Regions from separate parts of the Homo sapiens genome. Here region 1 is linked to region 2. A link is an interaction called in ENCODE POLR2A ChIA-PET data of the cell type or tissue named here. Cell type or tissue: Panc1. All regions are shown on one strand.

What was found. ChIA-PET counts read pairs that join two places held together with the same protein. Peaks named below come from ENCODE experiments on the same cell type or tissue, not always from the same donor. Only the 100,000 strongest peaks of a DNase experiment are listed, where the experiment ranks them.
Region 1: POLR2A ChIA-PET joins it to region 2 with 15 read pairs; 4 of 35 experiments call an interaction of 5 or more read pairs at or near these places.

Annotation. Positions count from the first base shown.
Region 1 is chr3:134,338,945-134,346,944 of GRCh38, forward strand. No RefSeq gene overlaps it. Among named protein-coding and RNA genes, the nearest start is that of MIR6827, 25 kb to the right of the region's middle. RefSeq lists an enhancer at 1,760-2,959. In Panc1, no CTCF peak of the experiment used is centred here; no DNase peak of the experiment used is centred here; H3K27ac peaks cover 4,589 bases.
Region 2 is chr3:134,423,352-134,431,351 of GRCh38, forward strand. No RefSeq gene overlaps it. Among named protein-coding and RNA genes, the nearest start is that of MIR4788, 10 kb to the right of the region's middle. RefSeq lists enhancers at 3,556-4,755, 3,880-4,625. In Panc1, no CTCF peak of the experiment used is centred here; a DNase peak (open chromatin) is centred at 4,270; H3K27ac peaks cover 397 bases.

The sequences.
Region 1 (8,000 bases), 84 kb before region 2:
AGGTACAAGTGTCCAAGAAATTCCTTCACCTTGAGCTGACCACCTGCTCTTTTCTCCAGCTCATAGGCTCCACATGGGCTGACCTCTTGGCTGCCCCTGGATTGGGGGCCCTTCTGCTTGGTGTACCAAGCCCCCGAGAGGGTGCCTGTCACTCAAGGACTGCTGGAGGAAAGAAGGGCTCTCTGATCCCTAGAAGGAGGCCACCTCTGGTCCTGCGCAGCTGAGAGGGGCTCCACACAGATCCTCCTCCTCTAAATGTCTGTTTTCCTCCTGTGTGAACCAAAGGGCTCACTTGTTGTTTCTGCTGCTTTTAAAATTGTGAGTAGATATGTTTTTTGCCAGGGCAGCTTGCTCCAGGATCTCACAGGAACAGAGGGCATGGTGCCTACAGCAAAGCCAGTCTGCCGTGGGACTGCCGGCCTCTGCCTGCTGCTGAGTGGGGCAGGCAGGATGTGCAGAGGGGCTGGCCTGATCCCATGGTCCTGAAGACAGGACCAGCTTTGGGAGGAAGCTGAGTTTGTCTGCATGAAGGAGCTGCATTTGCACCTGCCGACCCCCTGCAGGTGAGTGTCCCAAGGTGCAGGGTGAAGGCTGTAGGTAGAAACTAGGTAACTGCCTTAGCATGCCGTAAGCAGCCCTCCCAGTGCCTGTATCTCGCCTGGTACACCTCTTCCTACAAGTACGACGACCCCGGTTGCACCCAGCTCCTCAGCAGCCGCCCACTACTGTCATGCTCTGAAGCCTGGTCCACAAGGCCCTTCTGATCTGACCCTGTCTCCTTCTCCACCTGAGTCCCAGCCCCCAGGAAATGCTCTGTTCCCCGACAGGGTTGTGTCAATCCATATCCTGTGCCTTTATACACACTGTTAGGGCTTCGTCTATCCCTCACATCCCAACAGTCTTCTGCAACTCCCCACAGCCCTGCACTTCCCCACCCACCCCCGCCTCACCACTAGGGAGTCTTACCTAAGGCTCTGGGTAGGCACCTCTTCCTCCTATGAGACGTCTGTGGACTCCCCTAAGCAAAGTGGAGCATGCCTGCTCTGCGCTACGACTGTGGCAGCCCCCATCACCTGCCTGTTGTCTTCTCTGCCACTATGACATTTCAGAGGAAAGGATCCATGTCTTCTCTGTTGTATCCCCAGGGATTGGCAGATGGAATTGCTCAATAAACATTCAACAAAGTATCTGTCTTAGTCAAGATTCCTTTGCTTACAAGTTTAAGCAAAAAGAAGTTTCTCTGGGAAAGTTCTCATAACTGCAGGAAGAGAAGGGTGTAGGTGGGCCTCAGAGACAGCTGGAACCAAGGACTGACACCGCACCAAAATTCACTTGCACCTTCTGCCCTCGCTCCAGTTCCTCCCCATGGTGAAAGACTTGACTATAAATGGCTCCAGCACTTTCTGGCTCCAAATCCACAGGGGAAATAAGCTACTTCTTTATATTCTCACACTGAAAAATTTCAGGGAAGAATGCTGACTGACCCAACTTGAGCCAATTACTCAACCTTGGACCAATCACTGTGAAGAGGGTATCCAGGAATATGGCATTTCCCATTCAAAGATCATGGTCAGAAAAGAGTGAGGAGTGGATCCTGGGAGATGGAGGATGCTGTTCTGGGCAGACAAAATGGAGTTAAACATTACAAGAAAGAATGATTAAGTAAATGAATGAGCCAAGAGCTACACATGTCCTTACAGATAATGGCACAATTTCCACAGTGTTTGCAAAGAATTCTCTCTGGTTCTTACTGTAGCCCTATGAATCCACATCTCACATATGAGGAAAGACGGTCAAAGTTACAAGTGAAAAAAATGCAGCCAGGATTCCACCCCCTGATGGCATATTAGATGTGTGTACTTGGAGTTTTTCCTCCCACAGAAGTGTGGGCAGCTAGACCTCTCCTGAGCAGTCACTGGAGAAGAGGGCAAGTGTTTATCTGTGAGGGAGGGAAAAGGGATTCTGTCAAGGGTTAGCTCTAAGCCCATTTCTGCACCAACTCTCATGTTGGGAAACCTTTTCTTGCCTCAGTCAGCATGAGAACATAACTGCTTCTTTGGGGATTTGAGACCATGCCATCTTTGCTTTAGTGTTAAACTGTGATTATTTTAGCTTGTATCTGGAGCCCTAAGGGCCCAGGACATGGAGGTCATTATCCAGAACCAGACACAGATGAGAGGCCCTTGACTTGGGACTTAGAGGGCAAATGGGCAGCTCAGTTTTCACTTCCTACTAGCTCTCTGACACACACACCAGGGAATTCACTGCTTTTTCCTGTGCCTTTATTCTAACACATGGCACTTGCTGCAGTGCCTCATAGTCAGGGGGCTAGACTTGCTTCTTAAGGTCAAGGCCTGAATCCGTTTATCTTATCCTCTCAGAACTTGAAGTCTATGGTAGATGGTTTGCAAAGATGGCTTCAATAACCCCTCCCATTCCTATGTGCATGCCCCTTTGCAACATAACTCTGCTACTTTTTCCTTGAAGAGGTCAAGTCTCTTTCCCTACCCCTTGAATTTGGGCTTGCCTGTGACTTGCTTTGACCACCAGAATGCAGCAGCCTAGTCCTCAAGAGGCGTTGCAGCTTTTGCTCTTGTCCTCTTAGCATCTGCCAATCTACATGTGAACATGCCTGGGCTAGCCTGATGGAGCATGACAAGCCACGTGGAGTAGACAAATACCATCCCAGTTGAGGCTCACCAGACCAACTCACTACAGCCAGCACCAAGTGTCAGACATGAATATGACCTTCTTGGACCTTCCCCCTCAGTCAAGCCACCAGAAGACTGCAGCCCCACTAATGAGCCCAGGGGAGACTAAGGAAAGAATCTCTCAGCTGAGCCTAGCCTTAATTGCTGACTTACAGAATTATGAGCAAATAAAATAGTTGTTTTCAGCAGCTAAGTTTTGAAGTGGTGTGTTACACAGTGATAGAAAATGGGTACAGGGTAGTTCTTAGTTGTAGTATGTTGAATTGCCTCTTCCCAAAAAATATGCTCAAGTCCTAACCCCTGATACCTGTGAATGTGACCTTATTTAGAAATAGGGTCTTTGCAGATGTAATCAAGTTAAGATGAGGTCATACAGGATGAGGGTGGGCCCTAAATCCAATGACTGATGTCTTTATAAGATTTGGATACAGAGACACAGAGGAGACACAGGGAAGAAGGCCATGTAATGACGAGGGTAGAGATTGAAGTGACTCAACGTATAAGCCAAGGAATACCAAGGACTGCCAGGAGCCATCAGAAGCCAGGAAGAATTCCCCCTTAGCATCTTCAGAGGGAGCATGGCCCTGTGAACACCTTGATTTCAGACTGCTAGCCTCCAGAACTGTGAGAGAATACATTCCTGCGTTAAGCCACCCAGTTTGTGACCATTTGTTATGGCAGCTCGAGAAAATTAATACACGAGTTCAGAATTTTGCTCAGAAAGTGCCAGCTGGCTGAATGGAGAAGCTGAGAAGTGGAGGATAATTAACTTGCCCTTTTGGCACCTCGCCCCTCCATTGACTTCAGTCACCATGCTGCTGGGTCACCACCTCCCAGGGCTCAGACACCTGCATCTTCTGCCCAGCCCTCGGGGGTCTGGCTCCAGGTCTGCACACACACACGAACCCGGGCACAGTGCTCAGGGCATTCTTTATGTATGCGTATATACACACTTTTTTTTCTGCACATAAAAATAGTTCGTGAAAATCTAAGTAAGCTTAGAAAATATAGCAAAGTAGGCCAGGCGTGGTGGCTCATGCCTGTAATCCCAGCACTTTGGGAGGCTGAGGTGGGTAGATTACTTGAGGCCAAGAGTTCAAGACCAGCCTGGCCAGCATGTCAAAACCCCATCTCTACTAAAAGTACAAAAATTAGCTGGGCATGGTGGCGGCCACCTGTAATCACAGCTACTTGGGAGACTGAGGCAAGAATCACTTGAACCTGGGAGGTGGGGGTTGCAGTGAGTCGAGATCATGCCACTGCACTCCAGCCTGGCGAGAGAGCGAGACTCTGTCTCAAGATATATACATTTATAGCAAAGTAAAAAGAAGAAAAAAAATACCCAAAACTTTATCGTCCAGTGATAACCACTGTCAACATTTCATTTTTTTTTTTTTTTTTTTTTTTTTTTTTTTGTGAGACGGAGATTTACTCTTGTTGTCCAGGCTGGAGTGCAATGGCGCGATCTCAGCTCACCGCATTCTCCGCCTCCCAGGTTCAAGCGATTCTCCTGCCTCAGCCTCCCGAGTCGCTGGGATTACAGGCATGTGTCACCACGCCCGGCTAATTTTGTATTTTTAGTAGAGACGGGGTTTCGCCGTGTTGCCCAGGCTGATCTCGAACTCCTGACCTCAGGTAATCCGCCCGCCTTGGCCTCCCAAAGTGCTGGGATTACATGCGTGAGCCACTGCACCTGGCAACATTTCATTTTTAAATTGTTATAGTCTTTTCATTTATACAAATATTGGTATATGATTTTTCAAAGCAAAAAATGGGATCATACTGTTGATCCCACTGTGCTGTTTTGTATCCTAGGTTTTTTACTTAATAATATGCAAAGGACATTTTTCTGTGTCAATAACTATGAATCTGTTTATTCAGCGCATATTAATTGAATACCCACTATGTGTAAAGCACTTTCCATAATACCAGGATTCAATCATGAATAAAGATAGTGCATTCACAGTCCCTGTCCACATCCTCATGAAGTTTATAGGCTCCCAGGAGGGGACACAGGCATCTAGCAAATAATTACACACATACCTTTTTGACTTTTTTCAATTTTGAGATGATTTCAGACTTACAGAAGAGTTGCAGAAATGATGCAGAGAGCTTCCACATACCCTTCACAAGGCTTCCCCGGAGATTAATATCTCACATAACTATACAGTATGACAATTATGAAAACTAAGAAATTAATATTGGCATAATGCCATTCAGCACAGACTTTCTTTTCTACTTTTTTTTTCCTGTTCTGGGATCTGATCCTGTGTCTCACTTTGAATTTGATTGTCGTGTTTCCTTAATCTCCTCCAATCTGTGACAGTTCCTCAGTCTTTCCTTGTCTTTCATGACCTTAAGGCTTTTCTGAGTACTGGGCAGTTGTTTTGTAGAATGCCCCTCAGTTTGGGTTTGTCTGATGTTTTCTCATGATTAGATTGAGGTTATGCCTTATTGGGATGGATACCACAGAAGTGACATGCCTTTCTCAGTGCATCCTATCAAGGGGTACAGGATGTCAACGCAACTTATTACTGGTGACGTTAACCTTGGTCACTTGGTTAAAGTGAAATCTGCTAGGTTTCTTCACTCTCAAGTTACTATTTTCCCCTTTGTAATTAATAAAAATTTGTTTTGGGGAAAATATTTTGAGACTATGTAAATATCATATTTCTTAAACTTTCACCCACTGAGTTTAATATCCATGGGTGGATCTTGCCTTCAGGGGCATCTGGTATTCTAATGGTGACTTTGTATTTCCTTCTGTATTCACTGAGTGGACTTCTTCTGTAACAGAGAGCTGTCACAGACACTTCTTTAGTGACAGTAGTGAAGAGTTTTACAAGGATGCAAGGAGAACCTGAAACAGGATGACCCAACTCACTATGTAGTAGTTGGGGAAATCTTCCCTGAAGAGGTGACATTAATGCTAATTTTTGAAAAATCAAAAGGACTCATCAGGGCACTGGGTTGGGGGTGAAGAGGAGAATGTTCCAGGCTCAGGGAAGAACATGCACAAGATCTCTACCCATAGCTGACAGATACTGACATGAAACTGCATGAGAGACAGGGTGGGTAGAAACCTTGGCCACCTGGAGGGACTTCCTCATCTGAAGGACGCAGCTGCTTCTTGCTCCAGCCAGAGTCATGTCAAGTGGAAATGAGGGTCTAGTGTTGCCAGAGTTTTTGATGTTCAAGAGAAGCTGGACATCTGGATTTTTTTCCCATAAAACTTCTCAATCTTCTTAATGTTCGCAAACAATCCCCTTCTCCTTCATAGCCAAACAAAACCTGTGAACTAATGTTTTTTTTACCTGTGCATGGCTGAACCACAATTTATTTATTTGTCTCCTGGGGCTGGACCTTGAAGTTATTTTCGATGGTTCCCTGTTATAAACAATTCTGAATGAACATCCTTGGACAGACAACCTGAACACCTTCTCTAGCTATGAAAATTTGCACCAGACAGCCACTTGTGGCCTCACAACTGCCAGACCCTGTGGCCTCTTCAGGCCCATCCTCTTTCCCTCTTCCTTCCCTACAGGTCTTCACATCCTGTTGGTGCCCCAGTTCTCCTTCTACTTTTCTAACTGTTCTTTTCAATTTCCTTCAATGTCTTAGTCAACTCCACCTATGGCTGCAATGGAATCCATATCACTTGTAAGGAGTCTATGAGGTGATCTGGGCTGTGGTCCCACAGAAGCTCACCTGGGCTGAGAGCACAGCTGGTTGGTCATGGGGGCATTTCAAGCCAAAGCCCTGGCCTGGCTGACTCTGCTGCTCTGTTTCCTGGAAGGGAAGGGCCTGAGGCTGGCTCAGCAAGCACACTGGTTGCTAAAAGACCAGCAAATACGTTCTTGCTGTATTCTGCCTTGCTCTGATAAGGCAGGTATGGAGGAGATGAAGAGCTAGAAGTCTGGTGCCAGAATCCAGAGAGGAGTTCCCACCACACAGGACAGAAGAACCAGGGATCCTCTTAGAGCTGGCAGGCAGGGCACCCAGCTCTCTGGCTGTGCCCAGCTTTCTTCCTATGGTGCCCTCTTGTGCCATGGCCTTTGTGTTGTGACTGGACTGTCCTTATTGTGGGCATAAACAGCCAGCCTGAAATGGGGTAGGGGGACAGAGGGTGAGAGGGAGGGCAACTTCCCTTGCCCCCAGGGCTTTTATTCAGGGAGAAAGAAAAGCTTTCTTTCCTGTTTGTCTTGAAGCACCCCTCATCTGTGTCCAGATAGCAGGTGAGGGTGGTGCCCAGCCAGCTGCTCCTGGGGAGCACCTTGTGCTCTTTGGGTCTTGGATTGACTCAAATGGTGCCTACTGGAAGAGACTGCCACATTTTTGAAGTTATGAATAAAAAGAAGCTATAACAGAGTCTGGCTGTCAGTGGACATCCTTCTAAAATAATTGTAAAAATAATAAAAGCATAAAACAATAATAAAAGTTAGCATAAAACAATAATGTCCCCATTTACTGAACACTTAGTCTATGCCAGGCATCATGCTAAGGGGTCGTCATTTATTATCTCATTTAATCCTCATGTCAGCCCCCAGAGTTTAGATTAATAACTGTGGTCTCAGGATGAGCTTAAGAAACCTGCTTAGAAGTTGCATTAAGATCATACCTGTCAACAAGGACAAGCTTGACTGCCACAGGGTCCACAGATCCCTACCCAGACCACAGCAGATAAGACCCTGCTTTCCACAAAATATCCACTCATCTGTCTTATGTTTGCTCATGGCAGTCCTAGATCATATGTCACCACCTGAGACCTTGGCATGTTTCCTTAGTCTGGGGGGACCTGTATGTGGAGAGAGGGCCCCACGTCCCCATAAGCTTCTGCCTCTTGGTCTGGAACCTAAAGTGAGACACCCTTGACTGTAGTGGAGCAAGCCACCCAATGCCCCCTCATTCAGCAAGGGCTTCATTCTAAGTTTGGGTTTTTTATAACCTCCCTTGACTCTCCAGTTTATGTGGATTATGCATACTTAGACATTTGTGATAATATGATGGTCACTATTCCTAGTGTGAACTCTTTGGAGGCCCATGAGATCCTGTGTTTTATAGATTGACTTTTTCATTCACTTGTTGAGGTTCACTGAGCACTCTCTGTGCCTGGCATTGCTAGAGGGAATGGGGACAATGTGGCGAGTGGGGCATATGCAGCCCTTCCTTCCTGGATCACATTCTTGTGGGAAAAATACTCAGTGAAATACTAGCAAAATGAAGTTAGTAACATATATGAAGGAGTATACTGTATGACTCAATGAGATTTATCCCAGGAATGCAAGGTTG
Region 2 (8,000 bases):
ACAGATGGCATTGGCTCAGCTCCCAGGGATCCCCAGTCCACAATGCAAGTCACCTAATCCCTAGTCTGCCATGCAAAGCAAAGGTGGAGCAGAGGGCAAGGGTGGGCAGTGAAGGGCACTATTCAAGGGTGCACCCATCAGGTGTGGGCGAGAGGTGTGTTCCCCAAGGAAGCTGCCTCATGCTAAGCACTCTCATGGGGACAGCATCTTCACACTATGCAGGGAGCTGCTGACAGGGCCCTAGACACCAGAGACCCTGCTAAGGATACTGATCCAAGGGAAAAGGCGTCAGTCAGGTTCATTGGCAGAAACATAAGCCATATGGAAGAAAAATGGGCTTGAAAGAAAAATGTAGAGCCAGTTCACTTCTGAAATGGAGAGCAAGGACTATCCAGCATGGGGAAAAAAGCAAGGGAATACACTCAGTTCTGTCTTCTGTCCAGTGCAGTAGAGTGATAAAGAGAGAATGACAGGAAAGGGAAGAGGAGGCAAGAGCTACCTGCAGGGACATGGGGATGGCTTGAGGGAGGCCACCCAGAATGCTTCTGGCCTGGCCCCTGCTCCCCTCTCTGTTGCGTCTTCCTTCCCCATACAATCCCCCTTTGCCCTTGCCTCAATGTTCATCTTTGTCCCCACTGTGGTCAGGCCTCTCTGCCTCTGGTTTAGCCCACCCCAGTTCCACTATGCCCCTGTGTGACAAAGGTCCATATGAACTAGCTGGACTTTGGGCACTATATACAGACGTAGGGGAAAGATGGAATTCAGTGCACAAGTCCTCTGGCTCAGGTCCATGATCACAAAGAAGATCATGTTTTAGCATCTCAGAGTTGCAAGGGATTTCAGCCTTCATCTAGTTGAAGCCTTCATCTTACAGATGAGAAGGCTGGAGCTCAAGGGCTCAGGGACTGCCCCAGATCCTCAGGTCCTGCTGGCACACTCTTCCTCACCACTGCAGAGCATTGGGATCTGTCTAGGGGCAGCTGTAACAGTGGGTATCATCTGCCCTTGCTTCTCAGCATGTCCTTGAACTGCTCTCTCTCTTTGTGGGGAAAGATGGCAGAGAGTCCTGGGTTCAAATCTGATCTCTGACAGTTACTTGCTGAGTGACCTTGAGCAAGACACTTGCCCTCTCGGAGCCCAAACCTCCTCACTCTAAAAAAGAGAACTTACCTTTACAATAGTGTGGTAAAGACCAGATGAAATAATGTTCATGGATAAGGCAGATGACATGGAGGGAAGAAGTGGAAGAAGATCCCTCTCAAAAAAGTTATCATGATGATTTTATTTATCTATTCACTGAATGACTGTTGACTAAACTCTAAACTGCTATGTGCTAGGCTCAGCAGTACATTAGACCTACAGAAATATCATTGTGAATTTACATTCCATTGGAGCAGACAGTTAACAAGTAAATCAGTAGATGCATATATAATCTGACACTCAGAGGTGAAAAGCGTTATGGAAAATGGGACAGAGAGAGGGAGAGAGATTGTAGGAAAGTGCCTGGTAAATTACCGGGCCCCATGTAATTGATTCCTCTTGTTGTATGTTGCCTGGCACTTAGTAGGTGCTCAAAAAATGCTAATTTCTTTCTCTTCTTGCCTATATTTCTTATTTCCATCTTCCCTACGTAACTCAATGCCCATTGCTACTCCCAGGCTTCCCACATCCCCTCTGAGGGCCTCACGGTTCTACCCGGCAATCCACCCTTCTATGCTGCATGCCTTCTCACGCTGTCTCTTGAAGATCCTGGGCCTGGCACTGAGCACTCAGGGACAGTAGGCCCTCTGCCATAGTAAGAAGTGTAGTAATGGCAGGAGGGACGGCAAGGAAGCAAATGCACACCGGGCAGTGCTGAGACATTCCTTTCGGTGTGAGGGCAGGTGCTTCCTTCCTGGGGCCTTGCCCATTCCCTGCCCTCTGGGGAGAGACACAGCTTTCAGTTAAGAAAATGGAAAGATTTTCTGAAAACACCACACCAGCGATCAAGGATCAATCCTCTCTTCCAAAGTTATTTGCAATAATGAAATATAACATCATTAATTTGTTTTACCCACCAGAGAGTATAAAAAAATTTCCCAAATATAAAGAAACCTCTGTGTGTGTGTGTGTGTGTGTGTGTGTATTTTAAAGACAAGGAAAGAAAATTTAAGCTGTACATCATTATTTTTTTTTTTTGAGACAGAGTTTCACTCTTGTTGCCCAGTCTGGAGTGCAATGGTGCGATCTCGGCTCACTGCAACCTCCATCTCCCAGGTTCAAGAGATTCTCCTGCCTCAGCCTCCCGAGTAGCTGGGATTACAGGCGTACACCACCACACCCAGCTAATTTTTGTATTTTTAGTACAGACAGTGTTTCACCATATTGGTCAGGCTAGTCTCAAACTCCTGGCCTCAGGTGATCTGTCCACCTTGGCCTCCCAAAGTGCTGGGATTACAGACGTGAGCCGCCACGCCTGGCTCATCGTATTTGTATATATATGTGCTCTGTCCCATTTTACTCTCTTGCTTAAGTATGGATAGCTCTCGGTGTGAGTTGCTTGTCTAGTCTGTTAAGAGTTCAGGTTAAAGCCAGGTGCAGTGGCTCACACCTATAATCCCCGCACTTTGGGAGGACGAGGTGGAAGGATCTTTGAGCCCAGGAGTTTGAGACCAGCCTGGGCTACATAGTGAGGCCCCATCTCTACAAAAAATAATAAAAAATTTAGCCAGGCATGGTGGCACGTGCCTGTAGTCCCCGTTGCTCAGGAGGAGGTGGGAGGATCGTTTGAGCCTGGGAGGTCAAGGCTACAGTGAGCCATGATAGTGCCACTGCACTCCAGCCTGGGTGACAGAGTGAACCACTGTCCCAAAAACAAACAAACAATAGTTCAAGTTAAGGAATGTCCTTGATTAGCTCCTGCTTGGGGTTTCAGAGGAATAGCTTACTTTGTCTGAGAAGAGCCTAAAGCAGCCTTCCTTCTATGGCAAAGCCTCCCTTTTACCTTTTTCTTCTTTTGGGGGCCCCCTCTAAGCTCTCTCTGAGGCAGGCCCTTAAAACTCATCTCTCAGCAAGGCTGGGTGCTGGCACTGGAGACTACATAGAGGTGATAAGACAGAGACTCCTAACTCAGTAAGCTCACAGGGAGACCTCCCACCTTGGAAAGACAAGGCCTTCTTTCAGGTTCAGCTCACACTTTCACTGCCAGTGTGACCTAGGCCTCAGTTTACCCATTTGTTAAATGAGGAGGCTGGCCTACATTAGCCTTCCTCCGGGTGTCAGTCATGTACAGTAGTCCCATATGATGCTCCAGGGACCATACTTTGGCCAGTAGGTTCGCAAGTCACTGACGCCTGTGGGAGCATCCTGGGAAGCCCACAGGCTGCATTGCACCCAGGTCAAAGCTGGGGCTGCTCACTCTAGCTGGAACACAGAGCCCTTTACTGCTGAGTGCCTGCAGGCAGCCTTCTGGGAAAAGCCAGCTGTGGATTTCTAAAGGACTTTCCCAGGCAAAGATGCCTGGGATAAGAGAAAAACAGGATGGTGAAAGCACCATCCCAGGGATGTGAGGGATGGAGCAGCCTCTCTGACCCGAGACCTGTGGTTGCATCCCTGCCTACACTGAGCTGCTCCAGCTGCATCAGGCCTGACTTTGCAGGCTGGTGGTTAAGTGGGTAGACGGGTCTGGACGCACAGCCACTTCTGGTCATCCACAGCGATGAGCAAGCGGGAGTTTCACTGCGGCTGCCTCTGACACCGTGCTTCATCCCAACCTTTCTCACAGCCTCCCTCAGTGTTTCCAAGATTCCCTGGGGTGAGTGAGACTCATGGTGAAGCTCAGACTCTACCATGGAGGGCAGGCCTGCCTCACCTGGGGGCCTCCCTGAAGGGGTCACAAGGAGGTCTGAGGGCAAATACATCTCCTTGGCTGGCTCCTAGAAATGAAAGAGGGGCAGGATGATCAGAGGAGTAGAATTTGACTTCCTGGTCCCTCCCTGTCCTCCCTCAAGAAAGAGGTGACAAATGAAGCATTCTTGGGGAAGGAGAGAAAGTCCACAGTGACTGAGGTCTGAGGGCAGGGCTGAGACAGTGGTGGTGGAGATGGCGACCTCAGCCCTCCACACGTGCAGTGTCAGGGCCTCGGAGCCCAGCTGGCAGGCCACAGGAGACAGCGGGAGGTCTGGCTGGAGTGGAGACTGAGTCATCTGGGACTGCAGGGTCCAACGGAGTCACGCCTGTGAGTGATGAGCACCTTGACTGAGGCCAACGTCACAGACGTGTCTGGGAAGTGAGTCAGGGACCCGCAGAGTAGGAGTCTCAACATTCCTGGGAACAGCTTCCTCTGACTGTCCTGCCGTGATATGTTTTCTCCCCTAAGTGGCCTCAAAGGGTTGCTGGCTTTGCCATTGACATTTCTACAGCAAAATGAGCTAGTGAGCACTGGAGTTCAAAGGACATGGTGCAACTTTCAAACCAAATTCTCGTGGGATTTCAGAGGCTGATTACCCTCCCCTCCCTCCCTCCCTCCCTCCTTTCTAGCATGTCGATATTCATCTGTCAAATATTTATCGAGCAGCCACTCCGTGCCAGGTACTGTGGACTGGAGTCATGGTGATGGATAAGACACATGCCTGTGCCTTCCTTCCAGTCCCTGTCTTCACACACCCTGTAGTCTGGGGCAGGGGGACACTAAACAATCACACAAATAATTGCCTGCAATTTGCTGTGAATGATGAATGCATAGTTCAGGGGGCTCTGAATGTATCTAACGGGGGTCCTGGCAGGATCTGGAGGGCCAGGGAGGACTTCCCTGAGGAAAGTCCCCGTAAGAAGGGCTGGGCACAGTGGTTCACACCTGTAATCCCAGCACTTCGGGAGGCTGAGGTGGGTGGATCACCTGAGGTCAAGAGTTCAAGACCAGCCTGACTAACATGGTGAAATCCCATTTCTACTAAAAATACAAAAAATTAGCCAGGCATGGTGGTGCATGCCTGTAATCCCAGCTACTCAGCAGGCTGAGGCAGGAGAATCGCTTGAACCTGGGAAATGGAAGTTGCAGTGAGCCAAAATCGCAGCATTAGACTCCAGCCTGGGCAACAAGAGTGAAAATTCATCTCAAAATAAATAAATAAATAAAGTCCATGTAAGAGGAGATTGAGAGGGTAGAAAGTTCACCAGGGAGGAGTATTTCAAGTAGAAGAAACAGAAGAAGCTGAGAGCTTTGGGACATTGACAGACAGCGTGGTTGGTGTGGTCCAGGAGAGGTGAGTAAAGCAAGAGGCAGGATTCAGATCAGGCAGGGCCTGGGAAGCCACTGTGAGGATTCAGAGCTTTCCCCTGAGAACAATTCTTAGGAAAGGGAGGGTGGAGAACTGGGTCCCCCGAGCCCCAGCAGGGAAGTTATGAGTTTCTGCTTGTGGAGCATTTGGGCTCTGATCCCCCAACTATCAGCCACAGCCCACACGGTGAAAGCTGGTGAGGCAGGGGAGGCTCAGGACCAGGAAGTCCCACGGTGGACCTGGATGGGAAGACACCAGAAGCCAGCGGTGGTGACAGTGGGCAGGTGCTTCAGTTTCCCTTACTGTACAGTGGGTAGAATCAGCCTTGGATCAGTGTGTTGAGAGTTTGTGAGGATGGACAAAGTAGCAGCTGGAGGAAAGCCTTGTGCTCTTTTAATGGCTAGCATGGCTCAGAAGGAGACTGCTGACTGCCTCCCTCCAAGCCAGCAAACCCTGGGATTACAGAAACACAGCAGCCCCTCCAGCATGAGGTGGCAACTTACCGAAGGAAACAGAAATATCCCAAGGAATTCAGCAAATAGCCTGCAGATAATTTTATGCAGTAGAAGGAGCTTGGGCTTTGGAGCCAGAAAGACTTGAATTTGTTCCCTGGATCTGTCACTAGCTGTGTGACCTCGGAAAAATCACTCTCTGAGCCTCATTTCCTCATCAATAACAAGAGGACAATTGCAACAATCTGTGCTTATTCAGTTGTTTTAAGGGTTAGAGATGGCATTTGTAAAATGTTCAGCACAGCGTGAGGCAATAATAGCTCCTCAATATTTGGTAGAAGTAGGTAAACATTCAAACCATTAGAGAGGTGGGTTTTCACCTGTGCTCAGAACAAGGCGAAAGCTGTCTGCCACCATTGCCCTTTAATAGTCCTTTATCCATTAACCTTCACTGCTAGGAAGTCCTGCCTCATGTCTAATCTGCATGCGTCTCTTCACATGGCAGCTGGAACCTACCTGGTCTTGATCTGCCCTAACAAGTGGAGCCTGACAACACCTGTGCATCACCAAAGAAAGGTGCCAAGCCCTGGTCACCCAGAGGGCCTCTCCCACTAGGTTCTACAGAGAAGCTCACAGAAGACATGGGATGTTGGTCCTACTGAAAAAGCAGGCAAGCTGGGGGAATACAATCATGTCAGGAATGCAGGCACAGACATCATCTTCTCTCATCACTGTCCACGGTCCGCACACCAAGACCTATCACTTTAGACACAAACCTTCCCAGGACCAGGACAAGAGAGATGAACTCTAAGGTAAGCAAGGGTCCAGGATGAGACTATGGGGTTTCTGGGTCTGTGAACACGCACACATACATACACGAATGTGGACACACATAAGAGCACATAACTATGTAAAATACACAGAGAAAGATGTTTAAGGGGACCCCACACCCAGAGATCCCCAGTCACTTGAGGAGATGGTGAGGTTGTTTAACTTTTTTATACCTCAGGTCTCTTGTCTGTAAGACAGGAATGATAATAACACAGGAACGTCGTAACGATTACATGTTAGGTACTTGGACAGTACCTAGCCCAGTGTGGGCTCCCGTTTTTGCTACTATGATTATTATTACAGCTGGACACTCTCTCAGGACACAGAAATCTAGAGATACAGATGCAAACACAAATACACCCAGACCCAGCACAATCAAATTCACAGGCATACACATACCCTGAATCTGACCACAGATACAGGTGCTCATCAAAGAGAAGCTGCGTCCAGCACCCTGCTGGTGGACAGTGTGGCAGAGCTCACATAGTTTGGTCTTGGTCCAATTAGGCTTGGTTCATTTCAGCCAGACCGCAGCAAAGAAAGTGAAATTGCTCTGCAAATTCAAATGAGCAGATTTTTGAGATGCCACATGGAGAGATGCCACGGAGAGAGGTAGAGGACCGAACCTAAGTTCAAAGCCTGTTTTTTAAGGGGTCAGATAGTCACTTTTAGGCTGCTTAATGGCCGGACCTGCGATGTAGCCAGGCCCCACACCACCTAATACACCTTCAGTGAAAAGTGTACTGCCCTGAGTGCCTGCCATGCAAGAGTCTAGAGATGGTCAAAGAGAGGAGACTGTGTTCCACATATGAGCTAATGCACCATCAGTCATGCTCAGAGTCAAGAGGCAAGAGATGCAGAATTCAGTGGGATCAGGAAAGTGGAGCAAGCACCGGAAAGCAAAGGGCCTTGAAGTACTCCAGGATTGTCATGAGATGGGGATCAGAGCTATAAAAATGTCTGGAGGATGCAGAACTATCCTCTGACATCCAACTTTATAACCCAACTTCTGGGTTATAAAAAGAGCAGAAACACGAGCACATATGTTCAGCCCTCTCTAAAGCATTATACCCACTTGTTAAGGGAGGCTGGAGGGCGAGTCAAGGATGGTGTGGATTTGGCCAGAGAGGGCTTTGTGGAAAGTGGATGTGGGTTAGAAAAAAATGCAGTGTTTGCATCTGGTCAACCTGAAAGTGATGAGGGTTATACCTTGGGGGAGGCCCTCTAGGAGATTTCTCTGAAATTCATCAAGAGATTTTCTGTGATCCCACACCAATTCTATTTAAGAGGAGGCTGTGAGTGACACTCAGAGAATGAGTAGTTATCATCTTTCCTTCCAGGATGAAGCTGCCGCATAACTCTGTGATTAACACACACTGACTCTGGACGTCAGGGGAGATTAAAGGAGGGATCAGATGCTTTTGAAGAGAAGGTGGCCATCTGGAAGGTGCAGGTGCAA